4 separate regions of the Homo sapiens genome follow, and regions 2, 3 and 4 are each linked to region 1. The links are chromatin loops, found by intact Hi-C in ENCODE. Cell type or tissue: heart left ventricle. All regions are shown on one strand.

Region 1 (8,000 bases):
TCAAATGTAAACTGAAAATAAAAATTTGCCTAATAGGTAAATGAGTGATCAGAACTTCAGATGTGGTTGGGGGATGGGTGGCAGGAGGAAAAGGTTTTAACTCAGGCCTCACACATATATAGGACTGAAATTTAGACTAGTGACATCCCCAAATAATGATTATTTTGTGTTTGTGGGTATTAAAGGTGTTAATTTTTTAAATATAAACATTAAAAATACACTGTAATGTGATTTCTTGTCATTAATTTTTCAATGTATTAAGAGATTTTCAAAAGATAAGTCACTCTGATCTGTTGTGACACTGAAAGGCAACTTTGAATAGTAATTATTCTGATTTTTAAAAAGTTACCCAATCAGTATTTCATTATGTTGCGCTAGGTGCAGATTTGAACTTCAATTCCAAATTAAGCAAGCAAAACTCTTTGTCAAATTGTCTTAGCATTACTGAAAATAATACTTCACATTTTGTGTTGTGCCTTACGGGGTTTCAAAGCCTTTTCATAAAGCTTTAATATTTGCAATAATCCCTTTGACAGGTGAGGCGAGCATTTGTTTCTCTACAGGCAAGGGAATGCCTTTTTAATGGGGATGATTTTATATGCCTTAAAAGTTTCAGAGAGGTTGATGAGAGTTTCAACAGTATAAGTGAGTAGAAGCGCCCACTTAAATGCGACATGTAAGTGGATCAGAATAGAAAGTGTTTAAAACCAAATATGCACCAGTATTTGGACTAATAGGAGCATCAGGAGAGTGTCTGGAGGAAGCTAACATCCCCATGTTCTTTATCAGCATCTCCTATTGTTTTTGGCACGGCTAATTAATGTTTTCTGAGTCTTTTGTAAAGTGTCACATAAAAGCAGCTTCAATGACCCCTTCCAATACCAAACTCCTCCTGAAGAGATACTTACCTTGGAACCAACCCTGGCCCTTTTCTGCTCAGTTTGGCTGTAACTTGCTTTTTATCCCTAGCTAGCCTTGTCTTGACTTTTCTGAGACTGAATTTTTAATCTTCAGTCTTTAAAATGAAGGATTAGATTTTGATATTCGAGATCATTCCACCTCTATGAGTCTTCCCTGTTACACAACACTACACATCTCTAATAGCCAGGAACAGTTTTGATTAAACAGATGCCCAAATGGCCTTACCTAATTTGAGAAAGAAAAAGAAATTCATAAAGGTCATTTAAAAAAGGGATTATGTGATTGATGGCAGGCTTTGCTAACTACATGTTCTATTTGCTGGGGGAAGGGGAGCAGCATCCACAGTCTTTTGGTAAGTTGGTGCCACATAACTTTGAGATTGTGATGAGTGTGCACAAACTTGACTGTTGTACTCTCAGAAAAGTGATTTGACCCCTGTGATAAGCAGAAAATAAAAGATTCCTGTCCTCCAACTCCGCCAGAAAAACCATACTAAGATAAAAACCATATGCAGGAAGCCATGATCAACTGGAGAAGAGATGGCGTGGCCAAAGTTCTAATGCTACCTGTCAGAAAACACCCCCTTTTGCGGAAAACCATCAATTGGACAAGAAATGGTGTGGCCAAAGTTCTAATCAGAAAACACCCCGTTTTAGGGAAAACCATCTTTACAGGTGGGTAGATCCAAACTACATCAAGCAGTACTCCAGAAAAAAAAAAAAGATTTGTTTTTTAGCCTCAATTTAGAGCTAATGTCCTTTAAAATGAATCTTGAGTCCACAAATATCTTTTGAACACTCATTACATACAAGATGCAATGCTTGGCACTGTGAGAAGAAGTCCTAGAAGATACACCCTGTGCTCTAAAAAGACCTATTCATCTAGCAAGCTATTACATTTTTGTGCAAATAAAAACTGTTTAAAGGTGCGCATGTGCCAAATTCAAGAAATGATACCACCTTAGTCAGCACTTGATAGTGTTCAATTTTATTTTGGTCCATTAAGTGATGCTGTTTTTGGTTACCTGACATATTGTTCAGCATTCCACATGATATAGAGTGGAGAACTAACAGGACTGTAATTCATCAATTTCCCTGGGATGGTTGCATTTGTATGTTAGACAAAAACTTCTGTCCTGGTCAGCTGCAAGTGCAGAGATGGCAGAGAAGCTAGTTGCTATCCTTCAAAGTGCCACAAAGTCACGGGGGAGAGTATGGACAAAGCAGGCTGAAGCCAGCGCTCTCAAGTTTTGCTGCCCACGGCCTTCTGTAATTGGCACATGGACATTATTCTAACAGCGATAGACGGTGGATACACCAAAGCAGAAAATGAATGGGTTGGTTGGGGCTGGGGACTCAAAGGAGACAGTCTTGACAGCAAATCTAGCAGCTAAATCCAAATTAAGCAAACCTGCTAATGCCACTCACTTAAAAAAAAAATCTTTCTTGCTCTCGCAACCAGAGCACCCAAGCATGATAACTGAGACCACAAGAAAAGGACAATGTGTGCTGAAAGGAAATTTGAGGGCTAACTTCTGTTGAGGGTAAATTTGAGTGATATTTTACTTATGAGCAGAAATCCAATTTTAATGTTGAGAAAGTGAGCTCTAATGGTCCGTTTGGAGCAGTGAGAAGGACGCTCTTCTCTGAAACACTGCATCAAGGACAAGACCACGTCTAGCCGGAATGAGAAGAAAAGTTTCTGGTTTACCCTAAAAGTGAAGTGAAAACAACACTGGGGAAGGGAGGAGATGTTGTGGGGGGTGGGGGCGCATGGGCGGTAGAGGTGGAGAGCCTTGGAAGGACAGGTTGTTTAACTGGAAGCAACTAGGGGCCTACATTATACCTATTTTCTGCTATCATCTAGAAATCAAAGCAGCAGCATTAGAAAAATTCACCCTTGTTCCCTTTTTGTATTGGCTGTCAAGAAACTCAACACTGCTTCTGAACCTTTATCTCATCAACAGCAAATATGTCAGCAGAATATAATAATGTTTTCATAGTACCCTGGGTTAAATAAAAAGGCTGCTGTAGGGCTAGAGGCTACTGCTGAGGGCTCCTGGGAATGAGCATCTAAGGAATGTCAGTATTCCATCAGTGGCAGTTAGTGGACACACACCAGTTAGGAGATTCTGAATTACAAATTGGCCTATTATATGTATCTATATCTTATATATTACATATTATGAATTGGCATATTATATATATCATATGTATGCATATATACCATATATGATCTTAGTTTTAGGCCCATATATTGGTCCATATTTTTGTAGTACTTGTTCTTTCCTCATAATAGATGGCGTTATATCTTTTATTTCTCTTTACATAATCTTACTTGATTTTAATTTCAAATTTCTCAGTTATTCTTTAGGTAACGTGTGGAGTACAAATTTAAAATACCATGCATATTACTTGGTGTGTTTGCTGTGTGCTAGGACCTATGATTTTACTGCTGTAAACCCACAGCAATAATAATAATCCTACTTCTTGGCAGGGTGAGGAAGCCAGCTTTTTTGAGGATTGGATAAAATCAATTCAGATAAAACATTTAGCCAATGCGTGGCACCTAGTAGGTGGGCTTTACACGGTAGACTTATTATTTTTCCATTTAATACTCCAATTTCCCTTTGTGGGGAATCGGGGGGATAAGAAAATGCAAGCTTCAAGGAGTAAAGGGCTGGACACAACCACATAGATACAAGACACTAAGCAAGAATTAGGAGTGCTCCCTGGCTTCAAAGCTGGTGTCTAAAACGTCTATCCCCTAAGGGGCCCTTGTATCGTGTCATGTGTCAGACCCCGGGTTGAACGCGAGGATTTTTGTGCTGTTCCCAGGGTCTCTCAAGAGCTCTCCTAGTACCGACCTCCTTGTGCTCGGTGGCCCCTGGCCCGAGGACCCCAGATGGGTGGCGGAGAAACGCAGGGGATAGAGACTAGCCCCCTAGCCGGGCTCCGTGGGCCCGGAGTGGATTCAAGGACCGGTGGCAGAGGGCGACTGCAAGTTGGCCCCGCAAAGCCAACAAGGGGAAGGGTAGGGTAGTGACGACATCACCTGGTCCTTCAATAGCCTCCCGGGAGGCTTCAGGAACTCACATCTCTTTCCCTTGACGAACAACGCAGGTGGTTTGCTGAATTAAGTGTTCCCGCCCCAAATTGAGATACAACGGGCTTTTTAGCCAGATTGGCGCAGACTGGGAGTTAAATCCAGCATTTTCCCGGCAAAGCTGAGCCTGGCCGCCGCGGAGCCCTCTTTCCGCTGTGCGGTGCCTCCGGCTCCGATCGCGGGCCCGGCGCCCCGGGACGCGCCGCCGAGGGTAGCTACGCGGCCGGGCTGCGGCCTCTCCCGGAGAGCCTGCGTGCGTGGTCTCTCTAGCTTGCTGCCCGCCGGCCAGGAAAACTCTGGGGACAAGCTGGAGCTGGCGGAGGTTCCCATCCGGCCACCCTTCCCGTCTGATTTCCTGAGCTGACGGTCACCGCCGGCGTTCGGGGACCAGCGGTTCCCTGTGCAAAGGGCTCGTTTCTCGATCGCCGCTGGATAGACCGCAACCGGGTTCTCAGAAAACACCCGAGCTACAGACCGCATGTAGCTTTAAACAGTTTTTAAAATGCGATTATGCTTGCGTCTTTATGAAAGCACATGGATGCAGTTATACGTATGCATTAAAAAACACAAACAATTCTGCATTGATTGCAAAGGAGCGCTTTCTGGTGGCAATGTAAACGGTCTAGTTTGAGACCCGTGATGACACACGTGAACTGAGTTGCCAAACTCATAGAAACTCCACACGGTAGATCTGTACATTGTGTCCCGTGTTAATTGTACGTCAACTGAAAAATCAGAACTTACATGAAAAGTACGAAGTGCCACTGCATACACGCATATCTAAAAGCCGGTAAGATGCGGCTATAGATGAGCACATTTACAGCAATGAAGGGCCACTCTGCCGGGTTGCTAGCTTATTCAAGCTTCGCATCGCCGGGAAAGGGATGGAAAGGCAGCTGACATCACTCGGGGCGGGGCCGTGAGTCCTGTGAAAAGTCGATGGGACTCGAGCAGCAGCCTCAGCTGCCTTGCACAGCCTCGCAATGAGCTGCCACAACTGCTCCGACCCCCAGGTCCTTTGCAGCTCCGGGCAGCTGTTCCTGCAGCCCCTCTGGGACCACCTGAGGAGCTGGGAGGCCCTCCTACAGTCGCCCTTCTTCCCGGTCATCTTCTCCATCACCACATACGTGGGCTTTTGCCTGCCCTTCGTGGTCCTGGATATCCTGTGCTCCTGGGTGCCCGCCCTGCGGCGCTACAAGATCCACCCTGACTTCTCGCCATCCGCGCAGCAGCTGCTACCTTGCCTGGGGCAGACCCTCTACCAGCATGTGATGTTTGTGTTCCCCGTGACGCTGCTGCATTGGGCCCGCAGCCCGGCCCTCCTGCCCCACGAAGCTCCCGAGCTGCTCCTGCTGCTGCACCACATCCTGTTCTGCCTGCTACTCTTCGACATGGAGTTCTTCGTGTGGCACCTGCTGCACCACAAGGTGCCCTGGCTGTACCGCACCTTCCACAAGGTGCACCACCAGAACTCGTCCTCGTTCGCGCTGGCAACGCAGTATATGAGCGTCTGGGAACTGTTTTCTTTGGGCTTCTTCGACATGATGAACGTCACACTGCTCGGGTGCCACCCGCTCACCACCCTGACCTTCCACGTGGTCAACATCTGGCTTTCCGTGGAGGACCACTCCGGCTACAACTTCCCTTGGTCCACTCACAGACTGGTGCCCTTCGGGTGGTACGGGGGTGTGGTGCACCACGACCTGCATCACTCTCACTTTAACTGCAACTTCGCTCCGTACTTTACACACTGGGACAAAATACTGGGAACGCTGCGGACTGCATCTGTCCCAGCGCGGTGATGTGGCTGCGGTGGGTGCCCCTAAGACTCGGGACTGCTGTGCCTTTCACACTTGAATGAAGAGAAACACCTGAGCTATATATTTTTTTAAAGCAACTAACTTATTGCTTTATGTTTATCTATGAAAACCATAGATAAAATCTGATGCATTTTTGTAATCTGACAAAGTAATTTACATACTGTTTGTGTATCAATACAATTTTGTGTTCTTGGTATTCTTAGTCTAGCTCACCTCAATAGCCTTGAATCCTGCATATGAATTAGACATTCATCACTGGCATATTTAGAATATCTCTAAAAGGACTTGTTTGTAGAATAAGGAATTTTCTATGTTTCAAAGTGTTCTAAAACCTGGCTAAAAGAATGTATTTTTGTGGATGGTGTTGACTTCTGACTCTAAAAGCAATCAAACATGTTTCTGCTGGACAGTGACCAAGAATTATAGTACCTTCTTATATTTTTTTATAGAACTGTATATTTATTTTGAAAGAAATGTTATTCGTGCTTTAAAAAGGAAAAAAAACCATGAATCAAATAAGTATTGACTTCCGTTTCACTGGTATTTTGACTGATAAAAAAGGGAAGAGGGAGCGGGCATACCAAGTGTCCTTCTAAGCCTCCATCAGCCTCACCATGGAAAGAGAGGAATCTGGGTGTAGGGTGTTCTGTTGGGGGTTGTTAGAGAAAAGGAGGCAGGAGAAGGGGCTCTGTTTGTTGTGCTCTAGCAATTTCATGGAGGAAAAACACGCTAATATTCTTAATGCTTTTCAGCTGATTTCTGTATAACAGGCAAATGATAGGATTACTCTGTAAAGTTTCATAGAAAGATTAACGCTGAGCAGTCAATCATTTTATTATTTGTGGGAATGGATTAGGGGAAGAACAGAATTGGAGGCGTGCCTTGCTTTGCAAAACTGGTGAGTCAATAGTATACACTAGAGTGGCTGATAGATGTGCAAGGGGATTCTGAGGAAGCCCCTGTTTTCATGAATCCATCCATAGCTACTGCAAATGAACATCAAAGCATTGCTTCTGAAATCTGGAATTTCTGTATATTCAGTTTTCTTAATTAAAACATACATGCAGCAGGTACAGCCCTTTCTAAAAGAAAGATAAAGTGAAATTTGGCCCTGGATCCCTGATTCCTCATGTGGAAAAGGAGGAGGTGTCCCAGATGTTCTTGCAGATGACAGTAAATATTCCTATTATTAACCACACACCCATCACCCATCACTCACCCCATCTAACTCCTGCCTATTCATTTTAGTTTTGTTTTTGGAATATATATAGTGTAGAGTTAAAAATCAAGACAATTTAGACACAATATAAAGAATGGCAGCTTTGTGTGTAATTCTTGGCTCATTATATTTGAACCAAACTGTCATGTTTAAAGGTAAAGCATCCATTTAGAGACCTGGTCTCCACGGTCTGCCAAATGAGACTCCCAAGAAATATGGTTAGGCCCTCCAAATGTTTGGCAGAATGCCCCAGAATGTGGAAGCTCACAGCCAGTTTTCCCATGTTCCCTTCAACGTGTGTGTTCCTTTAGCTTCTTGACTGAAGTTACCTCCTCCTCTGTCTGTATCAGGACCAGGCTGGGATTTAAAGATGATATTGATTTATAAAAGTGAAATCCATGAAAAGAGGAAGTGAGATGTGAGGAGAAAATGCTACATTGACGGTAGTATATTATTATCATGATGCACGTGGCACCTGGAGTAAGAAGAGACGGATAAACAGGCAGGTGTGGAATCTATGGTGCAACTATGAGTTGTAAGCAGCTGTAGGCACTCCAAAGCTGCCCTGTAAATCATGGATAATAACAATTTATCACAGCGTATCCTCAGAGAATTGTAAAAATGTATCATGTTGCATCACTGCATAAGGTAATTTTAGATTTTGGGCAAATTATACACATGGAAAGTGCACAATTTGGATTTAGAAATACTTTCTTACAATCGAATGTCTTAACAGTTTTTAATGCCTTGGGAGGTAGAACCGCGGAAGTGGAAAGGATGAGCAATTTTTCAGATAGCTTGAGAACCTGTTAATAAAAATAGTAAAGAAAAAGTTCATATGCGCATGCGCTGTCACACAATTTCTCACTTGCTCCTTACAACAACACCATAGGGATGTAGAATAGTTACTATTATCATCATCACCTCTGTTATGG
Region 2 (8,000 bases), 93 kb after region 1:
GGTGTATTTTACCATTCCTTGTTTGTTTTCTTTAACCTTACTCACAGCTTTGTAAATAATTCCTTTATTAAACACTCCTTAGATATGCTGTTTGCCTGTGTATGTGTTTTCTTCTTGGACTTGCTGATATAGTACACTTTCCCAACTCTCTATCAGCAATCCAAAATCTGTGATACCCAGTTTTATTCATACTTTTATCATCCTAAACCACTAAGTAGTCCCTCTCAATAGTAGGCACCAAGAAATATTGCTTGAATCTTTTATATCCTTGTGAACAGCCTAAAATAATATAATTGTAGACAAAATACAAACAGCACAAAATGGCTAAATTTTGAACTTTGGTGATGGATACATAAGAGTTCATTTTACTATTCTCTCTACTTTTGGGAATATCCGAAATTTTCCATAATTAACAAACTTTTTAAAAGGGTCTTTAACCATTAATTGCTCCTTGCTTTGTCTTTCTTGAAGCTTTGATCTGGATTTTTTTTTTCTTTCCTCCTCATTCTACATTTTCTGCCTAGTGATTTCAATCATATCCACAGTTTCTACTGTCAGTTCTTACCTGGATTATTGCAAGTTTCCCAGCTTGTCTTCCTGTCTTGGATCTATATAATTATCTTTTCCAAAGCCAGAATAGTGTTTTCTAAGATGTATATCATACAATAAATTCATTCTTTTTTTTTTTTTTCAGAAATATTAACCAACCATTATACGCAAGCAAGCTACTGTCCCAAGCACTGAAAACAGATGGGTTCTCTGTCCTCAAGCAACTTAAAGTTAAACGGAAAAAGACAGAACATAAATAAATGTAGGTATAAATATATTTTCTTAAAAAGCATGTTTCTACTATCTATAGCTATGTAATAAGCTGTCTCAAGCCTAGAGCCTTAAAGCAACATTTACTTTACTCAAAAATCTGCAGTATGGATCTGGCTCACCAATGATAACTCATCTCTGGTCCTTTCATTGCCACCTGTGGCAGTTCCCAGACTGGGGGCTAGAATTATCTGAGATATCACAGACTTACATGTCTGACAGCTGATATTGGCTCAGTTGGGACTGTGTTCAGAACACCTAAATGTGGTCTTTCCATGTGGCTGTTTGGCTTCCTTAAAGAACAGTGGCAGGAAGAGGGGTTAGAGAACCAGGTGAAAGCAGGATGTCTTTTATGACCTGAACTGGAAGTCAGCAGCCTCATCCATGAAGCTTCCATTTATTAGAAACGAGTCACAAAGCCTGGCCCATACTCAAGGGGATTAATCTATGTTTCCCCAGGGCCTACCCCCCTTCCCAGTACCCAGTGCATAGTAGATTCTTAATAAGTGAATTATAGATAACTGAATTATAGCCCTTGTCCCATTGCATAAGTGTTTATATTTCTTTCACCTAAGAGCCCATTTGATTCAAGGATCAAAGTGATTAATCACTCAGGACTACACAAGTCGTAACACATGAAAGATGCTTAGTTATCTTTGAAGAATGCACAAAACCACACTTCACAACAGCACTTGGGTCATACATGACAGCTGTTACCCTCCAGCAGTAATAGGAAGGCACATAATTATCCACCAAATTATCTCAAACTCCTAACAGAAATTCTTGTGATTATTTTTCCCTATTGAATTTTAAGTACTTAGCAGAACACCACACTGAAGTCCAACATACATTTATTGAGCAACTCCAATGTGTAATGCCAATGAGGAAGATTTGAGTATGCTTTGATAGTTAACACCAAAGGGGGAAATTAGTGTGACTAATTAAAAACTTGACAATGCATAGTTCCATGGAAATACACTGGAATTCTCTAGTGAATTTTACAAATGGATACTGTTTTATGAAGTTACTTCATTTTTTTCATACTGTATGTATGCAATAGATTATTCCAAGAATGTATATATATTTTTATTTTCTAGCTTCAAAATAAGTGTTGAACTTCAGTCTGTGTATTTGATATCTTCTGTGATCAAGAATCTTACCAAAAAACTAATCAGCACCATAGTAGGAAAACGTGATCGTTAAAGCAACTGAAGATAAAACAGTTCTTGAGGAAAAAGTCTGACTTCATTTTTCTGTCATATCCTACTAGACTGAGAATCATAGAATTTGATTTAAAAGGTATAGTAGTTTTCTATGGCTTCTGTGACAGTTTTCCACAAACTTAGTGGCTTAAAACATCACAAGTGTATTATCTTACAGTTCTGTAGTCTGGCATGAATTTCACTGGGCTAAAATCAAGGCATTGGCAGGGCACCTGCATTCCTTTTGTAGGCTCTAGGACAAGATTCATTTTCTTGCTCCTTTGGGCTGTTGGCAGAATTCAATTCCTTGTGATTTTAGGACTGAGGTCTCCTTTTTTATTGCAGTTATCCATTGAGGGCCTTTCCTGGCTTCTAGAGGCCCCTACATTTCTTGGCTTATGGTTCCCTTCTTCCATCTTCAAAGTCAGAAACTGTGATTTGAAGTCCTTTTGTATTTGAATCTTTCCTCCTTTCATCTCACTTCTCTGGTACATTCTTCTTCCCTAGTAGGAATCACATGAATAGTCCAAGATAATCTCCCAATCTCAACGTTCTTCACTTTTACATTTGCAAGTCCCTTTGACTATGTGAAGTAACACATTCACGTCACAGTGTCTGGGGATTAGGATGTAGACATCTTTGGGGTTGGAAGTGGGGCATTATTCTATCATACCTTCCACAGAAAACCATATTTCCACTTGTTTTCTCTTTGTCTTCTCTCACCTGGCATCTTTTAATATACAAAAACCCTAAAGTTACTAGACATTTAGAGAAGTTCTTCTATCCACCCTTTTTAAAAGGAGTAGCAAGTAACTATGAAATCCTTAGTAATAGCAGAGATATGAAATCCTTAGTGATATCAGAGATAGTGACACTATGACCTGGATGAATAAGAACAAATATTTTAAAATAGTATGACTTTGAAATATAGGACATTCTGTTTCTCGGGGGCTACTTCTTTTTATTCACACTAACTTAATTTTTAAAAAGTTATTCAAAATAGCTTACTTGGAAATAAAGGGGACTTTCAATGCAGTGGTTTTAGAATCCAAGGCAGGAAGCACATTTGAACTACACAAAGAACCATCTGCAAAAGAAGGAAAGCCATCAGAAACTTTCCCCTGTCTCTTCACCACCTTCTCCTATACTGACTTCCCTATCTCCAAATGGTGTGTACTGACTTCTTTCTGTGCTTCTCCTTTTCTCTCATTACCCTTCCCTGCTTCTGTCTGATCTTGGTGCTTTTCTCTGCTTGCTCATGGTTACCCCAGTTCCCAACAGGGCTTCTTAGTTCAAGTTCCAGGAGTTGACTCCCTGGAGTCAATGAGTCATTTAAATTCTTGAAAAGACTCTTTGGCATTTCTTGAGTCAGATGTCATCACTATTTTAATGAACTGCGACTAGAGGACAGGACCCTATACAGTGCAAATGCCAAGGGCCATTGTCAGATTGGCAGCCAAACTTGTCTTCTCCCAGTGTCCAACCTTATTATTTTAATATGTATTTTGATTAGTTACCCTTCAATACTTTCTCTTCTCCAATATGGATAATTTGGTATAAAATGCTATATATTTTATTTAGTCACCATTTTCTTTATGTAGTATATATTAAAACGTTATGCCGGCCGGGCGCGGTGGCGCACATCTGTAATCCCAGCATTTTGGGAGGCTGAGCCAGGTGGATCACCTGAGGTCAGGAGTTCACCACCAGCCTGACTAACATGGTGAAACCCCATCTCTACTAAATACAAAAAAATTAGCCAGGCATGGTGGTGCATGCCTGTGATCCGAGCTACTTGGGAGACAGACAGGAGAATCGCTTGAACCTGGGAGGCAGAGGTTGCAGTGAGCTGAGATCATGCCATTACACTCCAGCCTGGGCAACAAGAGCAAAACTCCATCTCAAACAACAACAACAACAACAAACGTTATGCCTTGATGAGGTTCCTATGGCTTAAAAATACAACAACTTTAGAGATTAAAACACTCAACATTTTGAGACTAGTGAATCTCAGCTCTGTCATCAGGAGGAGAGAGAAAAATTTTATTGTCAATGTATGATCATATAGTAATATAGAGTTCATATTTTTAATCTGAAATTTCCATCCCCCAAATCCATTATAAGGTGATACATGCATAGCAGCTACTGGAATAGATAGTTTTGGTAGTTATTTCATTTAATTTGGCTCTTACCAGGTTTCCTGACATGAATTCTTTCTTTGGATGTCATCTTTGCCTTGATCCCAGGAATCTTCTGCTATTCCAAAATGCTATTCTTCTCAAACCAAAACTCTCTTCAAATTCTTTTAATACCTTTTCTGACTCATTTTCCTTTTCCTTTAACTGCAGATATTTGAGTCCCTTTGCCCTTCCTCCCCATTGTTCTCTATTCTAGACAAAAATATTTTTTTTTAACTTAGAGATTAGTAGATTCTTTTGGGAGTCATTAAAAATTATTTTTCTACAAGCTTGACATGATCTCTTATTCCCAAATCCAGAAAATCTCAAATTGTGTTATTACTATATATGTGTTTATATATATGTGTGTATATATATAAACACATATATATTTAATTATATATATAAACACACATATATTTAATTAACAATGTGCTTACTTGTCTGCTACTAAACAAACCAGTTTCCTTAGAGACAGGAGATAGGCTTTCTTCTGCCTCTCAGCCATAACACAGTTTCTGACACATAGAAGAAATAATTGAATGAATACATTTTATGAACATTAACGTACATTCAGTAGAGATCAATTTTTTTTTAGATTTGTAAAACATTAGTAAAGTAAACTAATAAAAAAGTGGTGAAATCTTTAATAGGGGTGTATTCAGGTACATTCAAGGCCTGGTAGTTACCAGAATGATTTGCTTGCATTATTTCTTAATGTCTGGATTTTCATTCTGACAGTTCCTCCCCAAATATTATCCATCCATTCAATGCTCAGCTCAGATGTTACCTTGATTCTTCTCTGATTATCTGAACTTCAGGTGATCTCTCCTTCTTTGAACTCCTATTGTTCTTTGTACAACTTTGGTGATAATTACCAACATGTCAATGAATTTAGCATACTTCTCTGGATTGCTGCCATCAGTGAATTCATTTTATTATAAACTTAAGATTACAAACTCCTTGTGTAGCATGCAGATCTATTTAATTTACTTTTGTTTACTGGGTCTCCCCAAACACAGTACTTTAATCTAGGTTAGTGATGACCAGATGTTTTCTGAAAAAATAACATCTAATTGTATTTGTTTACCCAACTAAACCTTAGGCAACTGCATCTATATTACTAGTTCTAGATAAAAAGCCATGTTGGATTTTAAAAGTACTGAATTTTACTACTGTACTTTGATTTTCTAAAGATGGTAGTGTATATTACACACGATTCTCATCTCTTGAAGTTTACTATATTTTCTCTGGTATGAATTTTGTCAGAGTCAACTGGAAATCCAGTGGCCGAAGTTTTACATTCCAACTTGGAAATTTAGACAATGTCTCTTTAATTTTTGGCAGTATAAATAAAAACTGAATTTCTTACATTGGCTATATGTTTTCCAACATGCATTACTGATTGAACTTTCTGATATTTATACAAATGTTGTGATGTACTACAGACTTGATGTACAGACTTACATTATGGTTTCTTTTCTTTGAAGCTTTTACCTAGCCATTCCAAGCTAAAATGATAGCTTGGAGGTGAAAGGCATAGTACACAAAGAGCACAATTCTGTTTGCTGATGACTTGATCTTACAGATAAAATCCTAAAAACTCCACAACAAAATGTGTTAGAACTCATAAACAAATTCAGTAAAGTTATAGAATACAAAATTGACTTACAAAAATAGCGTTTCTAAATATTAACAATCAACTACCTGAAAGAGAAATTAAGACAATCCCATTTATAATGGCAGCAAAAAACAACAACAACAACAACGACAACCAAAACACCAAAAACAACTCAGTAGTAAATTTAACCAAGGAAGTGAAAGAGCTATATACTGAAAACAATAAAACATTCATGAAAGAAATTGAAGATGACTCAAATAAGTGGAAATATATCCTTGTTCATGGACTGGAAAAATTAATATTGTTAAAATATCCATACTACCCACAGAAATCTTTAGATTCAATGCAACCTCTATTAAAATTCCAATGCTGGATGGGCGTGGTAGCTCATTCTTGTAATCCCAGCACTTTGGGAGGCCAAAGTAGGAGGATTGCTTGATACCAGAAGATCAAGACCAACCTGGGCAACACAGTGAGACCCTGTCTCTACAACAATAACAACAACACAATCCCAATGGCATTTTCAAAGACATAGAAAAAACAATCCTAAAATTTGTATGGAACCACAAAACATCCTGAATAGCCATAGTAATCTTTACCAAAAAGAATGAAGCTGTAGGCATCACACTGCTGGACTTTAAAATGTACTGCAAAGCTATAGTCCTCAAAACAATATGACACTGGCATACAAACAGATACACTGACCAATGGAATAGGGTAGAGAACCCAGAAATAAACCCACATGTCTACAGTCAACTAATTCTTGACAAATGTGCCACTGGCATACAAACAGATACACTGAAAAATGGAATAGGGTAGAAAACCCAGAAATAAACCCACTTGCCTACAGTCAACTAATTCTTGACAAATGTGCCAAGAACACAGTGGGTACAGTCTCTTCAATAAACAGTGTTGAGAAAACTATATCCACATACAGAAGAAGGAAGATGAATTCCTATCTCACCCTTTGTACCAGAATCAACTCAAAGTGAATTAATGACTTAAATATAAGACCTGAAACTATAAAATAACTAGAAGAAAACATTTAGGAAAAGCCGCATGACATTGGTCTGGGCAGTGATTTCTTGGTTATGACTCCAAAGGCACAGACAATGGAAACAAAAATAGACAAATGAAATTCCCTCAAACTAAAAGCTTCTGCATAGCCAAGTAAATAATAAAGTCAAGAAACAGCTCACAGATTAGGAGAAAATATTTGTAAATCATCCATCAGATAAAGGGCTAATATTCAAAATATACAAGGAACTCAAACTACACAATAGCAAGAAAATAACCCTATAAAAATGGATATAACACATAAACAGACATTTCTCAAATGAGGACATAAAAATGGACAACAAATATATGAAAAAGTGTTCAACGTCTCTAATTATCAGAGAAGTGCAAATTAAGACCACAATGAGACATCACCTTATACCTAATGGATTGGCCACTATCAAAAAGATGAAAGATAACAAGTGCTGGTGAGGATGTGAAGAAAAGGGAACACTTGTATACTGTTGGTGGTATTGTAAATTAGCACAGTCATTTTGGAAAACAGCATGGAGATTTCTTGCAAAACTAAAAATAGAACTACCATATGTCCCAGCAATCCCACTATTGGTTCTATACCCAATGGAATTGAAATCAGTATGTCAAAGAGATATATGCACTTCCATCTTCATTGCAGCACTATATGCAACAGGGAAGATATGGAAACAACCCAAGAATCCATTAGTGGATGAATGAATTTTATAACATGATATATATATACACAATGGAATGCTGTTTGGCCTTTAAAAAAGAAGAAAGATGTGAGCGGATCATGAGGTCAGGAGTTCGAGACCAGCCTGGCCAACATGGTGAAACCCTGCCTCTACTAAAAATACAAAAATTAGCCACGTGGTGGCGCACACCTGTAATCCCAGCTACTCAGGAGGCTGGGGCAGGAGAATTGCTTGAACCCAGGAGGCAGAGGTTGCAGTAAGCTGAGATCACACCACTGTACTGCAGCCTGGGTGACACAGCAAGACTCTGTTTCAAAAAAAAAAAAAAAAAGAAGAAGAAGAAGAACTCCTGTCATTTTTGACATGTCTGAACATAGAGGACATTATGTTAAGTGAAAAAGTTGAACTCATAGAAGTAGAGAGTAGAATGGTGCTTGCCAAAGGCTGGGGGTGG
Region 3 (8,000 bases), 100 kb after region 1:
CCTTTGCCCACTTTTTGATGGGGTTGTTTTTTTTTCTTGTAAATTTGTTTGAGTTCTTTGTAGATTCTGGATATTAGCCCTTTGTCACATGAGTGGATTGCAAAAATTTTCTCCCATTCTGTAGGTTGCCTGTTCACTCTGATGGTAGTTTCTTTTGCTGTGCAGAAGCTCTTTAGTTTAATTAAATTCCATTTGTCAATTTTGGCTTTTGTTGCCATTGCTTTTGGTGTTTTAGCCATGAAGTCCTTGCCCATGCCTGTGTCCTGAATGGTATTGCCTAGGTTTTCTTCTAGGGTTTTTTTGGCTTTAGGTCTAGCATTTAAGTCTTTAATCCATCTTGAATTAATTTTTGTATAAGATGTAAGGAAGGGATCCAGTTTCAGCTTTCTACATATGGCTAGCCAGTTTTCCCAGCACCATTTATTAAATAGAGAATCCTTTCCCCATTTCTTGTTTTTGTCAGGTTTGTAAAAGATAAGATGGTTGTAGATGTGTGGTATTATTTCTGAGGGCTCTGTTCTGTTCCATTAGTGTATATCCCTGTTTTGGTACCAGTACCATGCTGTTTTGGTTACTGTAGCCTTGTAGTATAGTTTGAAGTCAGGTAGCGTGATGCCTCCAGCTTTGTTCTTTTGGCTTAAGATTGTCTTGGCAATGCAGGCTCTTTTTTGGTTCCATATGAACTTTAGTTTTTTACAATTCTTCAAAGAAAGTCATTGGTCCATTTTCTTTTATCTAGTTTATTTTAGAATACAGTATATAATAATACATATAACATAAAATACATATTAGTTGACTGTTTATGTTATCAGTAACACCACAGTAGGCTATTAGTCATGTTTTCAGGAAGTCAAAAGTTATACATGGATTGTTGACTGCATAGAGATCGGCATCTCTAATCCCAGAGTTGTTCGAGGGTCAGCTGTAGTATGGATTTACTTACATTTATTCTTCTAAAAACTTCGTTAATCTGAGAAATTTTTTTTAATAATTCTAGAAAACTCTTAGCATTATCTCTTTGAATATGATCTATTCACTATTGTCCCCTTTTCTTCTTTTAGAAATTATATTAGACAAATAAAAGTAAAATGTTCAACGCTTTTACTTTAACTTGTACATTTTTTTTTATTTTTTTATTTTTTTGAGACAGAATCTTGCTCTGTCACCCAGTTTGGAGTGCAATGGTGCGATCTTGGTTCACTGCAACCTCCGCCTCCCCAGTTCAAGCAATTGTCCTGCCTCAGCCCCCCGAGTAGCTGGGATTACAGGTGCCCTCCACTACACCTGGCTAATTTTTGTATTTTTAGTAGAGACGGGGTTTCACCATGTTGGCCAGGCTGGTCTTGAACTCCTGACCTTAGGTGATCCGCCCGCCTCAGCCTCCCAAAGTGCTGGGATTACAGGCGTGAGCCACCGTGGCCGGCCTATATTTAAAAATTTTTAAAATATTCTCCATAGCTTTAATTTTCTCTTCTGATTAATTTTGTGGGAAGTTTTCCTTCCAGATAGCCAATTCTCTCTTTAACAGTGTTGAATCTTTGGACCAATAATGGAATAATATTTTCAAAGTTCTGGGAAAAAACAATTGTCAACTTATAATTCTATACCAGCCAAATAATTACACGAATGTGAAGACAAATTAGACATTTTTGGATAAAGATCAAGAGAATTTACCACTTTTATACACTTACTGTGGGGAGTATCCATTGAATTATTCACTTAAATTGTTATTTCTAGAAGTTTTACTTTATTATTTCCCAAATGGCCTGTATTTTTCTTGGAAATTTGATTTTTAAGTTTCTGCCTTGAATCATTTTAAACATGCTCATTTTTATTTTATTTTGAAAAACTCCATCATCTAAAATTTGTGGGGCTCTAATCACTATTTAATGTTCACTGACTCTGTCATGGTACATTTTTCTCCTGAATAATTTTAAAATGTTTTAAAATTCTGACCACATCTTTGTTATTATTTTTTTTTCCTACGAAACACTTGTGGGAATACACCTCCGGAATATTCTTCCATCTTCAATCAAATTTAATATTAATTTTCTTGCTTGGACACACATGGACTGTGTAATCAGTAAGGATATGCCAAACAGAGTCTATTTTCCAAATATATATTTTCAAGAACACAGACAAAAGTTACAAAAATTAGTCAAATTCTGGGCCACAAAAATAACTCATTACAAATTTCTCTGACCTCTTGTAATTCAATTAGAAGTAAATCACAAAATGATAACTAGTAAATCTACCTATGTTTGAAAATCAGGCATTTCACTTCTAAGTTACCAATGGCTTTAAAAAGAAACTATGACAAATTATAAAATATTTTAACTGAATGACAATGGCAATGTGATAAATTAAAGTCTTGTGTTATACGGTTAAATAAGAACTTAGAGAAAATGTTATGTCCTTAAATGGATATTAAAAATGAAAAAAGCATAATAATCAATGATCTAAACATCAATCAAAAAGCTAGTATTAAGCCCAAAGAAAGTAGAGAGAAGTTACTAGTGCGAACTGGACAGACAGAAATCAAATATGAAGCAAACATGCATTGTCAATGGATTAAGAAAGCCAAAATCTTTCTTTAAAAAATGAGTAAAATTGGTGAACCCCTACTGAGAATTCTCAAAATAAATTAAAAGTCACAAAATGATCAGTATCTGGAATAAAAAGGAAACATTATTACTGATCCCTCAGATAGTAAGAAAATAGTAAAGGATTATTATGAATAAATTAATGTCAAATATGACATTAACTTGAAAATGTAAAGGAAAAAAACACAATCCTCACTCAAAAAGAAACAGAAAAACATTGAGTTCTTTATTCTTAAAGAAATTGAATAAAAATTAATACCTTCTTACATAGGAATGAAATGCAGGAAAATTAAAATGAGTAAAATGTTAAAATAAGTCTAATGTTTAATATTGGTGTTAACTTGATTGGATTGAAGGATGCAAAGTATTGTTCCTGGGTGTCTGTGAGGGTGTTGCAAAAGGAGATTAACATATGAGTCAGTGGACTGGAAGAGGCAGACCCACGCTCAATCTGGGTGGGCAGCATCTAATCAGCTGCCAGCGCAGCTAGAATGAAGCAGGCAGAAAAAGGTGAAAGAGCAGACTAGCTGAGTCTTCTGGACTTCATCTTTCTCCCATGCTGGCTACTTCCTGCCCTCGAACATCGGACCCCAAGTTCCAGCTTTTGGACTCTTGGACTTACACCAGTGGTTTGCCAGTGGCTCTCGGGTCTTCATCCCTAGACTGACGGCTGCACTGTCAGCTTCCTTACTTTTGAGGTTTTGGGACTAGGACTTGGCTTACAGATGGACTACTGGGGAACTTCACCTTGTGATCGTTCTGTCCCTCTGGAGAACCCTGACTAATAAAGTAAGGTATTTCTGAAATGCAAGGGTTTCAATATTGGAAATTCAATCAATATAATTGACCATATTAACAAAACAAAGAGCAATATAATTTTCTGCATTGATAGATGTGGAAAAAGCATGTGATAAAGTTCAATATCAATTCATAAGATTTCTTAGTAAGCTAAGAGTAGAAGGAACTTCCTTAATATGAAAAAATACGCATAAAAATCCTACAAGAAACATACAACATAACAGTGAAACATTGAAAAATTTCCAAGATAAGAAATAAGAAAATGATATTCAATACCATAATTTGTCCTCTTGATGCACTTACCAGCACAATAAAGCACAAAAAAGAACAAAAGAATAAAATTAGAAAGGAAAAAATAAAACTGCCATTATTTACATGATTGTATGCACGTGGAGCAGAAATCTACAGATAAATTATAGAATTTGTAAGTTTCACAGATGTTAAATATAAGCATAACCTTGACAAATCTATTGCATTTCTGCATATAACAAGCAAACTATGAAGTAAAATATTTTATCAATTGCTAAATATCAAAAATATAAAATAGCTAGGAATAAATCTGATAAAATGTGCTTTTGATAGGTACAGAAAAATCCATCAAACATTATTGAGAGACAAATAAATGGAGGGATATGCCAGGTTGATGTACTGTGAGCTTCTTTACTATAAAGGTATCAAATTCCTCAAAGGGATCTACAGATTCAATGGAATACCAATTAAAATCCACATGACAGTTTTGTGAGAATCGAGAAACCAGTTGATAAAGTCATGTGGAAATAAAAAGAGCCAAAACCAAGATAATAACGAAGCAGAAAAATGAAGTGGGAAGATGGCTCTATTAATTATTGAGGCTTTGTAAAGCTTTAGTGTTAAAAATGTGGCATTGGAATAAGAACAAATAGAAATATGTAAAAAATAAATGTCCAGAAGCAGACCCTCAGAAATACAGATACTTGATTTATGAGAACTGTGGCTCTATTAAGAAATGGTATATTCAGGAATGATGCTGGGTCAATTGAATTTTCATATGGAAAATGAAAAAATAAGCCCTTACCACAAAATATAGACAAGTCAATTCCAGTGATTGTGAATTTTAGTGTGGGAGTAAAATAATTAAGATTCTAGAAGAGGAAATATATATATATATATACACACACACACATATATATACATATATAATACTCTATATATGTTTTTTATATATTAACATGTATGTATACATGTATGTGTGTATATGTATGTACACACACACAAATATATGTGTACACACACATACTAATATAGGCCTTAGAGCAAGCAAAGATTTTTAAAGAAAGAAGCTAAAAGCACGAATAAAGGTGAAGATAAATAAATTTAATCACACTAAAATCAAACACTTCAAAATATAAATAGAGTGAAAATCTAAGCCACAAAATTGGAGAAGATAATTGCAATACATATAATAGACAGACGGTTAAGATCCAAAATAAATTCACAATACAGGAAATAAGCAAAAGACAAGCAACCCAATAAAAAATGCTCAGAGACTTCAGCAAGATCTTCACAAATAATGCTATTAAAATGACCAGTAGGCATATTAAGGCAATAAAATTCATTTGTTAAGGAAACAAATTAGAACCACAATGTAATAATGCTCCAATATTGGTACAACTACATTGGAAAGACATGACATTATCTATTAAAGTTGAGCATATGCTTAACTTATGATCTGTGAATTCTACTTCTAGATATATATCCAGAAAAAAAAGTTTATGGACCACAAAATACATCTACAAGAATATTCATGCATTATAATTCACAGTGAACACTAACTTGGAAAAAAGTTATCAACAGGAAATTTGATAAATAATTTGTAGTATAATCATACCAAGAATGCAACAGAGTAGCAAAAACAAACTATATCTATGCAAAACTGCATGTATATGTCCATCTAAAAATTCATTGTTGCACTCTTAATCCCCAGTACTTTAGAATTGTGACTATTTGGAGACAGGGCCTTTACAGAGTTAGTTAAGTTAAAATGAATTCATTGGGATGGCCACTAATCTAAGTGGTGTCCTTATAAGAAGAGGAAATTTGAACCTAGGCGTGTACCAAGGGAAGATGATGTGGAGACACAGGGAGATGAGCATCCCCAAGTCAAGAAGAGAGACCTCAGAAGTAACCTACCCTGCCAACACCTTGGTCTCAGACTTCTAGCCTCTCAAACTCAGAAAATACATTTTTGTTGCTGCTTTGTTGTGGCAGCCCTAGAAAACTAACGCAGAAGGGAACAGAAGCACTTCAGAAATAGTAGAGTAAGAATGTCTCAAAATCTGCTCCATAGAAGTAACAGAAGCACTGGTAAAGACTGCCAACATCAGCTTCTCAGAACTCCAGAAATAATCAAAGGCTTGCAACACTCCAAGGAGTGTTTATTCGAGAAAAATTACTAAATATCAGTAAGCAGAGTGAGTGAGCTGTGTGGAGTTTTAACTTGCCCTACTCCCATCACCTTCTCCCCATCTCCATGGTAGTCTTGAAAACTATCCTCCCCATGCCTATGATAACTGACAACCGGAAGCCTAGCAGCCACTGGAGGTGGGAAAGGGGGAAAATGAGTTTGGAGTTCCCTAAAACAGCTGCATCGAAGAGAATTGTAACCATTTGACCTGTCTGGCAGCTTCCTGAAAAACTCCATCTTCAGGGCCTGGCTTTATTTGACTTGACTAGAAATATTTCTGTGCAAAAAGTCCTATTCCCAGGGTTTTTGTTGAAAACAAGAAGCAGGAATTGTTTAACACCACAGGTGCCTGTGTTGTGGATACCAGGTGGGGCTAACAAGAGACTGACTGAGAAAACTTGAAAAACAGAAATGAGATGTCCCTAATCAGCTTCGTCTTGGTCTGTTTGGGCTGCTATAACAAAAATATCATAGGCTGGGTAATTTATAAACAAAAACTCATTTCTAACAATTCTGAAGGTTGGAAAGTTTAAGATCAAAGTGCAGGAAGATTTCACGTCTGGTGAGGGCCCCATTCCTTGTAGATGGTGCCTTCTAGCTGTGTCCTCCTTAGGTGGCAGGGGCAAACAGCTCCCTGGCATTTTTTTGATGTCACTAATCCCATTCATGAAGGTGGAGCCCTCGTGACTTACTCACTTCCTGAAGGCCACACCTCTTGATAGTATGGCATTGGGTATTAGGTTCCAACCCACATGTTTTGGAGGGACACAAACATTCACATCATACTAGACTTTGAAAAGCTCATATATACTCCTGGGAATCTGGAAGGCTACCGGCATATTCAGGGTTGTGCATATGCTCAAGACAGCAGAAGGCCCTAATCTCTCGTCTTTGCCTGACTGTGTGGCTCAGTGCAAGCAAAAAGTAAACACAAGGAATAGTTGTAAACTGTCTGCCCGAGTGTTGAAGGCATAACCCAACATAACCCAACTCCCTTGGCAAATGCTGGGAAGCATATTCATTCAAGGAATTTAAGGAAATCTCTGTCCAATCATTTGCTGACCATCAAACAAACTGAGCAGAGACTTTAATATCTGCACAGCAGGAGCAGGAAGGGCGTATTTCTGTGTGCTGGCCATTTCTTATATTTTGAGTTGGGTGGTTGTTAAACAAGTGTTTTGTTTGTAATTACTCAACAGGATATACCATTATGTCTCATGCATCTATTTGCTTGTGTGTTATATTTTGCCATCAACTTATTATTTTAACAAATGGAAGACGATATAACACCTATGTCAGTCATCTGTGAAAATTAAATGAAATAAAGCAGGTACATACACAACAGAATTCAGCCTTAAAAAAAAAAGAAGAAAATCCTGTCACTTGCAACAACATGGCTGAACCTGGGGGACATTATATTAAGTGAAATAAGCCAGACACAGAAAGACAAATATCATGTGGTCTTATATATAGAAATTAAAAAGCTGAACTCAGAGCTAGCGAGGAGAATGGCGGTTACAAGGAGGAGGGGGCAGTGTTGGGAAGATGTTGGTCAAAGGATACAAAATTCCCGACAGACACGAAGAATAAGTTCAAGAGATCTATTGTACAACATGGTGCCTATAGTTAATAACAATGTATTTTATTCTTGAAAATTACTTGGATAGTAGATTTTAAGTGTTTTCACTACAAAAAAACATAAAAAGCATGCGGGGTAATTTTACATGTTAATTAGTTAAATTTAGTCTTTAAGCAATGTATACATATTTCAAATAATCATGTTATACGTGATAAATATACAATTTGTATTTGTTAAGTAAAAAATAAATTTTAAAAAGGAATGAAACAGAAGGCTTAATCTAAGACCAGCTTTTGTTGAGTGCTCTAAAAATCTCAGCTATTACTAGTAGTAATAGCAATAGTACTTGAAAAGGTCAATTATGATCCAAGAATTTCACCACAGGGCTCATACTGTGGAGAAGCTTTTGTGCATGTTTATCAGATGCGTAAGAACATTCACTACCGTAGTGTTTAAAATAACTCTTGATTGGAAAGAGTCCTAGTGTCCATTTTTAGAAGAATGAGTAGATGAACTGTAGTATTTTCGTAAAGTAGAACATTATATCATGGCAGAAAGGACTAAATTGGAACTGCAT
Region 4 (8,000 bases), 120 kb after region 1:
GTATATAATATGTATAACATATATGTATATTATATATATAACATATAAATGTATATTATATATATAACATATATATATATAACATATACACACACAATGCAATAATATTCAGCCATAAAAAGGAATGAAATTCTTCTCATTTGCAGCAACATGAATGCGCTTGGAGGCCATTATGTTAAGTGACATAAGTCATGCACAAAAATACAAATATCGCATGTTAAATTAACAAGCTATTTTTGCTCCAATGCCCATTTTCAGTTTATTCCAACTTTTTAATCTCCCACCACATCTCCAGGCAAATACACAAGGTGGAAAGATGTGGACAGTCATTCATTCCATAATCTTGTGCATGATGAGTGCTCTCTCATTTCTATGGAAAGTGGGGATGAGGCAGAGAGAAATGGAAGGTGAAAAGGGATTGAGGATGAGTAGCACAGGAGGAGAAAATAGAGACAGGTAGAGTAGGAGGAAACTGGGAAATGTGTCACCGTGGCTTTTATAAGCTATAAGTAAGCCTTGCTGTACCTGAGCGAACACACACACACACACACACAAACACACTACCCTTCACTCAACTTGGCTTTATACTTTTGTAAGGCTAAAAGCAGAGTTAAAAAAGAGAGAGACAGGCCAGGCGTGGTGGCTCACGCCTGTAATCCCAGCACTTTGGGAGGCCGAGGCAGGTGGATCCCTTGAGGTCAGGAGTTCGAGACCAGCCTGGCCAACATAGTGAAACCCCATCTCTACTAAAAATACAAAAATTTAGCTGGGCGTGGTGGCAGGTGCCTGTAATCCCAGCTACTTGGGAGGCTGAGGCAGGAGAATCGCTTGACCCCGGGATCCAGAGGTTGCAGTGAGCCAAGATGGCACCACTGCACTCCAGCCTGGGGGACAGAGAGAGACTCCATCTCAAAAAAAAAAAAAAAAAAAAAAAAGAGAGAGAACATGGATGGAGTTGGAGGGAGGCCATTATCCTAAGTGAACTAATGCTGGAACAGAAAGCCAAATACCACATGTTCTTACTCATAAGTGAGAGCTAAATAATGAGAACACATGAACACAAAGAGGGGAACAACAGACACTGGAGCCTACGTGAGGGTAGCGGGTGGGAGGAGGAGGGAGAGGATCACAACAAATACCTATCAGGTACATGTTTATCAGCTGGTGACAAAATAATTTGTACACCAAATCCCTGTGACATGCAGTTTACCTATATAACAAACCTGCACATATACCCATGAACCTAAAAGTTCAAAAGAGAGAGAGAGAAAGAGGTAAGTCTGATAGCAGACTATTTTGTCATAGAGTTGGTAAGGCTTATCTTTTTACTGAAAAAAGTCCTCTTCTTGACTAATACATTTTATGCTGCATCTTGAATAAGGTGTTTTCCCTAATTATGTAACCAACTGTGAGGAAGTAGTACTCTTAAAAATAATATATTTTAACAACATTGTATCTCCTAATGTCTTATACAAATATTTATTGAATGAATCAGTGAATGCAAGCTGAGTAGCATTAATATAAACACACGTGTACAGATGTAAGCATCTTTTAACGATGGTCCTTGGGTGCATAATAGCCACTAACAGCAGTTCCCAGACTTTGCTGCATGTTAGAGTTATCTGGAAAAATCCAGATGCTCAGGTCATGCCTTGTAATAATTGAGTTACAGATGTCTGAAAGTGGCAAAGAGAAACCTGTATTTCTTAAAGGTCCCCATGTGAATCCAGTGTGCAGCAAAGTTTGAGAACTCCTGTCCTAATTGATTTCTAACTCTGAAGGATAATTAACTATAATATGTAAATAACTTTGTTTGCATATATGATGCTCACATTTCTAACAAGATCACATATTTTTAAAAAGCTAGTCTTATATTAACATGCATTTCTAGTGAGTTTTTGATATTGTGAAGGTAATTTCAAAAGGATTAATAACTCAAAAACCCTTGAGTGTGCACTGCATGAGTTCGGCAGTGACATAGTATCTAGCATTGCTGTTGGCTAGTATTCCAGAGACTGGTATCCCAAAGAGCTTGTCTTCCTATGGTAAACACCATCTAAAGACAGAAGATGAAGAATCATGCAAGGAGGTAGAGGTCAACTGGGAAATAAGTAACAATTGAAAGAATGTAAAAATCAACTCACAGGAGAGAAATTATGAGTATATTATAGTCTTAGGAATTTAATAGCAGAATATAAGGTGACATGTTATATCCTGCCATGTCACTGTCCCCAGGACATGCCACTTATAAAAAGTAATATGAGGAGAATATGTAGGCTCATTACCTGATCACCTACTATTTTTAATCTGTTTTATTTTTAATTGGCAAATAATATTTACATATATTTATGGAGTACAAGGTGATGTTTCAATACACGCATATATTGTGGAATGATCAAGTCAGTCAAATTGGCATATCCATCACCTCAAATATTTATCATTTCTTTTTCGTGAGAACATTTAAAACGCGGTGGCTCATGCCTGTAATCCCAGCACTTTGGGAGGCTGAGGTGGGTAGATCACCAGGTCAAGAGTTCGAGACCAGCTTGACAAACATGGTGAAACCATGTCTCTACTAGAAGTACAAAAACTAGCCGGTAGTGGTGACATGTGCCTGTAATACCAGCTACAGGAAGCTGAGGCAAGAAAATCGCTTGAACCTGGGAGGTGGAGTTTGCAGTGAGCCGAGTGCACTCCAGCCTGGGCAACAGAGCGAGACTCTGTCTAAAAAAAAAAAAAAAATCCTCTCTTTTAGCTATTTTGAAATATACATTATTGTTAACTGCAGTCACTGTGTGGTGTAATAGAACATCAGAACTTACTCTTCCTACCATACACAGCATTTTACACATATTATCATGATTAATCCTGTCATTAATTCTATAAAATATTATTGTTTCCATTTTCCAGATGAAGAAATTGAGGCTGAAAGAGGTTAATTTCTTAAGATAATAGAGCCAGGATTCACATTCAAATCTAACAGGTTCTGGGATTCATATTTTCCATTGCACAGAAGCATAAAACATTGCCCTTCCCCTCTCCCCAATATTCCCTCCATATCTTCTTATATGGGTGGAAAATCTGTGTGCTCTGTGGGTGGCAACAGTTGGAGTCTTTAAGAGAGCAGGGTTACTAAATACTAACTTTAACCGGAACTGAGAACATCTGTTTCTGAGGGCTGCATTGTGTAGCTGGGTGGAGGCAGTCGTGTTGGTGAGGTTTGATCTCCTACGTTCAAGGAAATGGGAAAAGCTCAGCAAAAAGCATTTACTGATTTGAATGAGTTCCAGTGACTAGAGAAAATAAGCATCTCTGACATCAGTTTTTCCCAAACCCACAGCAGTTTAGTCTTCATACGTTCTTCCGGAGACCAGAGAAAATGTCTGTTCCCACATTTCCAAAAGCACTTAGGGAGGGACGATGCAGTCTGCCAGAAGTGGTTCTGCCTTTGGGACTGAGTCCCCTTCTGGGACATTTTTAGAACTTCCGCCCGCCATGTGTGAGGGCGGGTGGTGAAGTTCTGGTGGCCGGTTCTGAGGAGCTCACGTGACTCACTGCTGTGCCTTCTGTGGGTCTCCAGCTGCGCCCTTGACTTGCATCATTAGCTGTCCTCATCCAAGAGGTCTGAAGATTCATCAGACTGTAAGCTCGCACTCCATTTCCTTTTGATTGCATCATGTCATTAGCTTACTGAGAAGACAATGACTATTTCCAAGAGAAAGGTCCATTCTGCCACCACAGCTGTTACCAGTAAGCAGCTGGCACCCTGCTGGTAGGCAGGGTAGAGTCCTCTGTTGTGTATATAAGATGGTGGAGGAATTACTGAAGCAACTTCCTCACTTCAAGTTTCCTTGATTTTCATGATTACAATGGCCTTTACTTTCATTCTTCTCTATTTTTCTATGGTCATACTTGTTCTTTACATCAACTGGAGATGTTCTGCAGCAGAAACTAGTATGCTGTTTTCTGATCATAGCCTCTTCTCCCTTTAACTCTGTTATTCGTAAGATGTCACTTTAAGCAAATGAAGTTTACTAGTCCCTCTGCAACTGCCTTTTTTGCCCAAATGCCACCCCCTCCTACTTTACTTCTTTATGTGTGCAAGCTTTATCCATGAGGTATTGTTTAATCCACTTCATCCTCCTGCCAGAATCTCCAACATCCCAGCTCTCTTTTCTGCCCTAAATATCCAACCTGTAAGTACTAAACCTGGGTGCCATCCACCATCCAACTGTCTGCCTTCTACAACCACTTATTGAAACACACACACACACACACACACACACACACACACACACGCACACAGAGTTATGGGCATTGGTATTAGTATAATTGCTTGTATCCAACTTGAGTGGATATTCACCACCACTCCCCAATTTTTTTGTGTGTGAATGTGTGTGCCCCTAATAAGCTTCCTCTCTCAGTACTCATGGTGGACATTCCAGCAAGTTCTGGAATGGAGCACAAGGTGATGTTTCAATACATGTATATATTGTGGAATAATTAAATCAGTCAAATTGGCATATCCATCACCTCATATATTTATCTTTTCTTTTTGGTGAGAACATTTAAAATCCTCTCTTTTAGCTGCAAGTGTCTCTGCACACTTGTCCTAGAGAATAATAATGACTATTCTCTAGGGGCAAACTTCCTATCCTAGAACCTCTCTCCTATGCTGCCTCTTCAAGTCTCTCCTCCTGCACTCACCACTCCTTTTCTCTATTCTTAGGACAAGTTCTGATCTTCTCCCTATCCAGAAAAAAATCTCTTTATCTGTCCTCTAGACTCCATTCCTGCCTGCCTCTTCCAGGACCTTACTCCATTAATTACTTCATTTCTCTTCTAGAGTCAAACTTTTTCTCCAATATCGTTCATTTTAAAATTTAAAAAACAAAACAAAACTTCCTTTACTCTGCATCTCCTCTAGCAATGCTTATCTAGCAAACACATAAGGTATTGTTCCAATTTTTTCACAACTCATTTAATATTCACAGTGACACTATTAAACATTCCCTTTCTCAGTTTCATATTTGAGACATCTGAGACACAGAGAAGTCAAGTAACCTTCCTGAAGTCACCTAGTTTATTAATTAATGTCAGAGCTAGGAATCGGACCCAGGAAGTCTGGCCTAGAGGCCACCGGGCTGTTCCGTACTCCCCCTTCAACATTCTACCTCCTCCTTTTACTTCTCAACCAACCTTTTCAAAACATGGGCACTACTTACACTTTCTACATTGCAAATTGTCTTCTGTTTCTGCAGTCCTCTGAAAGTGTTGCTTAGGGACACTGGTGACTAACTTCCAGCTTGCTCAATCCAAGAGACATGTTTTTTCCCTTTCCTCTCCACTCTCTCGCCCTTTCTCTTGTTCCTTCAATGAACAGAATTAGGTCAGTCATAATCCTGGTTCATGCCATATTTATTATTGGTCATTCAATGCCCATTTACCTTTAGTTAATTTTGATAAAGTATTTTTAAAATATAGCAATGAAATAAAAGTCAAGGCCTCAAAAATAACCTACCCCTAACTATGCTCAAACCACCATTTCATTCCCCTTACTCCCTTCACCCAGGTAACTCATTATATTAAATGCTATGTTCATCACTCCTTTATTTTAGTTTTGAACATTTTTTAAAAGAGTATCATACTATGTACAATTCTCCTAGAAACTGTTTTCAATTAATGTTATATTGCTAAGATTCATCCATACTGTTGCATGTCAATTGATTTCATTAATTTTTACTGCTATATAATAACTAGTCAAATATATGCAAATATAACACATTTTATTCATACATTTTCCTACTGATGGACATTTGAATAAAAGACATCTCTAGACCTTATGTTATTACTCTGGTGTTTGGTGATATTTGTTGACATCTCCTCCCTTTTTGAAAACCACTGCTCCTTTTTCATTTTCTTCCAGTTCTTCTTTAATGTGACTGTTTCTTTGTAGTCACCTTCATTGACTCATCTATCTCCTCCTGCCACTTAAATATTGATGTTGCTCAAAGTTCTGTCTTTAGTTCTTTCACTTTCTATTTCATATGTTATTCTGATGCAACCATGGAAAGTGAAAGTCCATGGTATCTGTGTGGGCTGTGAGCTGTGAGTTTCTAAATTTATTTTTTTATTTTTATTTTTTGTTTTCATTTTTGGTTTTTTTCTTTTTTCTTTTTTCTTTTTTTTAGACGGAGTCTCGCTCTGCCACCAGGGTGGAGTGCAGTGGCATGATATCGGCTCACTGCAACCTCTGCCTCCCGAATTCAAGTGATCCTCCTGCCTCAGCCTCCTGAGTAGCTGGGACTACAGGTATGTGCCACCTTGCCCAGCTAATTTTTTTTATTTTTAGTAGAGATGGAGTTTCACCATGTTGGACAGGATGGTCTTGATCTCTTAACCTTGTGATCCGCCTGCCTCGGCCTCTCAAAGAGCTGGGATTACAGGTGTGAGCCACCACGCTGGGCCTCTAAATTTATTTTTAATCCTGCATACCTCTCCTGAGGCAGAGTCTTATATTAAACTACCCACCTAACTTGGCCTCAATTTTCTCACTTGTAAAATGGAAGGGACAATAATATCCACCTCTTGGTGATGACAGTACTGAAGGAGATGGCCTGTAAACTATAGAGTACAGCTTCTAGAACAAAGAAGGGTTTCACAAATGAAAACTATTTTATTACTATTGTTCTGTAGTTTACCACATGCGTTCATGTCCCAGATTTTCCTCAACACAGACAACAGAAATGTAAGGGCATCATGCAGGAGTGCAGTTGAAGTGGATGGTCAGAGACTACTGCCTCAGAGACTAGTCTTGGTAATTGCATATAGGCTGCAATTCTGGTCCCAAATGGGAAAATGAAAAATGCGCTGTCCTGTAGCCTAGCTATTCAAGCTTGCCTATCAGAACAGTGGGAGCCTCAAAAGGTGAAAGTAGTCTTTCCTTAATTTCCTTAAAGCTCAGCCCAAATTTTAACTATGGAAAGACAGAACATCAGGAGATGCCAGCAAATGTACCTAGATTAAAAGAAGAAACAAACTTGGATTCCAAATGCTTCAAATTATCTCAAAGTCATGACGTTTAACCATAATTTTCATAACCAGGCACAAGACGACTGAAAAAGTGGCCAGTGCTCCCATATCATTAGGTGCTAGTCAAGGAGGGTTATAAAGGATCTTTTCTCACTATTTCTTGCTATGAATTTGATGTTGTAAATGGATAGGCTACATTTATGACCTCGAGAAGACTTACACATGAATAAAATTTAAAGGAGCATCTGCTATGCATTTCTTCTCTTTTCCCAAACTGAAGCCTGATGGGGCCATAGACTCTGGCTGGGATGCAATATTGTAGAAGCCTAAGTTGATGGTCACTTGTCAAAGGGAATGATACAAAACATAGCAACCCGGTGAAATTTAAAAAAGGAAAAACACTTGGTTAACATTCACTTCTAAGACTTTGTCATAAGGAACCAATCAGAGATGGATACAAGAATTTACAAGCAAGCATGTTCATATCAGCATTGTAATATCAATAAATTGGTAACAGCCCAAATGTCCAAGAATAGAACATAAATTAAATAACTTCTGGTATAGCTATATGATTGAAAAAGAATTGCAACCAAATGCTAACATAAAGACATGTCCTTAACTGTAGTTATTGCCATGATAAAATACTTATGATATAATCTTAAGTAAGAAGAAAGCCATAAAGCAGAATGTAGAAAGTAATGGCAGTTTGGTAATGAAAAAAAAGTATATATATATATATGAATCATTGGGGGGATATAGCAAAATATTAGTAATGGTGGTCTCTAAGAGGTGTGATTGCTGGAGATATTAAATTTTTTCTGTATTTAAAATATCTTATTTACATTATTCATTATTAATATAATTTTATAATTAAAATCTTCAAAATTAAAACATGAAACATAAAGAAAAAAATAGCTGGGCAGAAGGTGAGTTTATAGGCACAAAACAGAAAGGATGAAGAGAAGAAA

The links. Hi-C counts contacts between places; a loop is a spot of excess contacts. Peaks named below come from ENCODE experiments on the same cell type or tissue, not always from the same donor. Only the 100,000 strongest peaks of a DNase experiment are listed, where the experiment ranks them.
Region 2: a loop joins it to region 1, with 2.7 times the contacts of the local background. A loop is called at or near these places in 6 of 110 quality-filtered maps.
Region 3: it touches region 1 in a loop (2.3-fold over the local background); 7 of 110 quality-filtered maps call a loop at or near these places.
Region 4: it touches region 1 in a loop (4-fold over the local background); 8 of 110 quality-filtered maps call a loop at or near these places.

The regions. Positions count from the first base shown.
Region 1 is chr10:89,204,302-89,212,301 of GRCh38, reverse strand. It overlaps CH25H (cholesterol 25-hydroxylase), which reads left to right and starts at 4,985. Exons shown (of 1, transcript NM_003956.4): 1 at 4,985-6,673. The coding sequence starts at 5,010. The coding sequence ends at 5,828. LOC105378418 (a long non-coding RNA gene) reads right to left here. Exons shown (of 4, transcript XR_946180.4): 4 at 7,803-7,871. RefSeq lists an enhancer at 5,144-5,213. In heart left ventricle, no CTCF peak of the experiment used is centred here; DNase peaks (open chromatin) are centred at 3,851, 4,401, 4,951 and 5,231; H3K4me3 peaks cover 2,428 bases; H3K27ac peaks cover 1,771 bases; H3K27me3 peaks cover 1,918 bases.
Region 2 is chr10:89,111,728-89,119,727 of GRCh38, reverse strand. No RefSeq gene overlaps it. Among named protein-coding and RNA genes, the nearest start is that of MIR4679-2, 52 kb to the right of the region's middle. In heart left ventricle, no CTCF peak of the experiment used is centred here; no DNase peak of the experiment used is centred here.
Region 3 is chr10:89,100,706-89,108,705 of GRCh38, reverse strand. No RefSeq gene overlaps it. Among named protein-coding and RNA genes, the nearest start is that of MIR4679-2, 41 kb to the right of the region's middle. In heart left ventricle, no CTCF peak of the experiment used is centred here; no DNase peak of the experiment used is centred here; H3K4me3 peaks cover 270 bases; H3K27ac peaks cover 81 bases.
Region 4 is chr10:89,082,619-89,090,618 of GRCh38, reverse strand. It overlaps LOC124902552 (a long non-coding RNA gene), which reads left to right and starts at 3,545. Exons shown (of 3, transcript XR_007062379.1): 1 at 3,545-3,642; 2 at 6,192-6,312. RefSeq lists enhancers at 3,491-4,023, 5,904-6,103. In heart left ventricle, no CTCF peak of the experiment used is centred here; a DNase peak (open chromatin) is centred at 3,538; H3K4me3 peaks cover 1,093 bases; H3K27ac peaks cover 2,219 bases.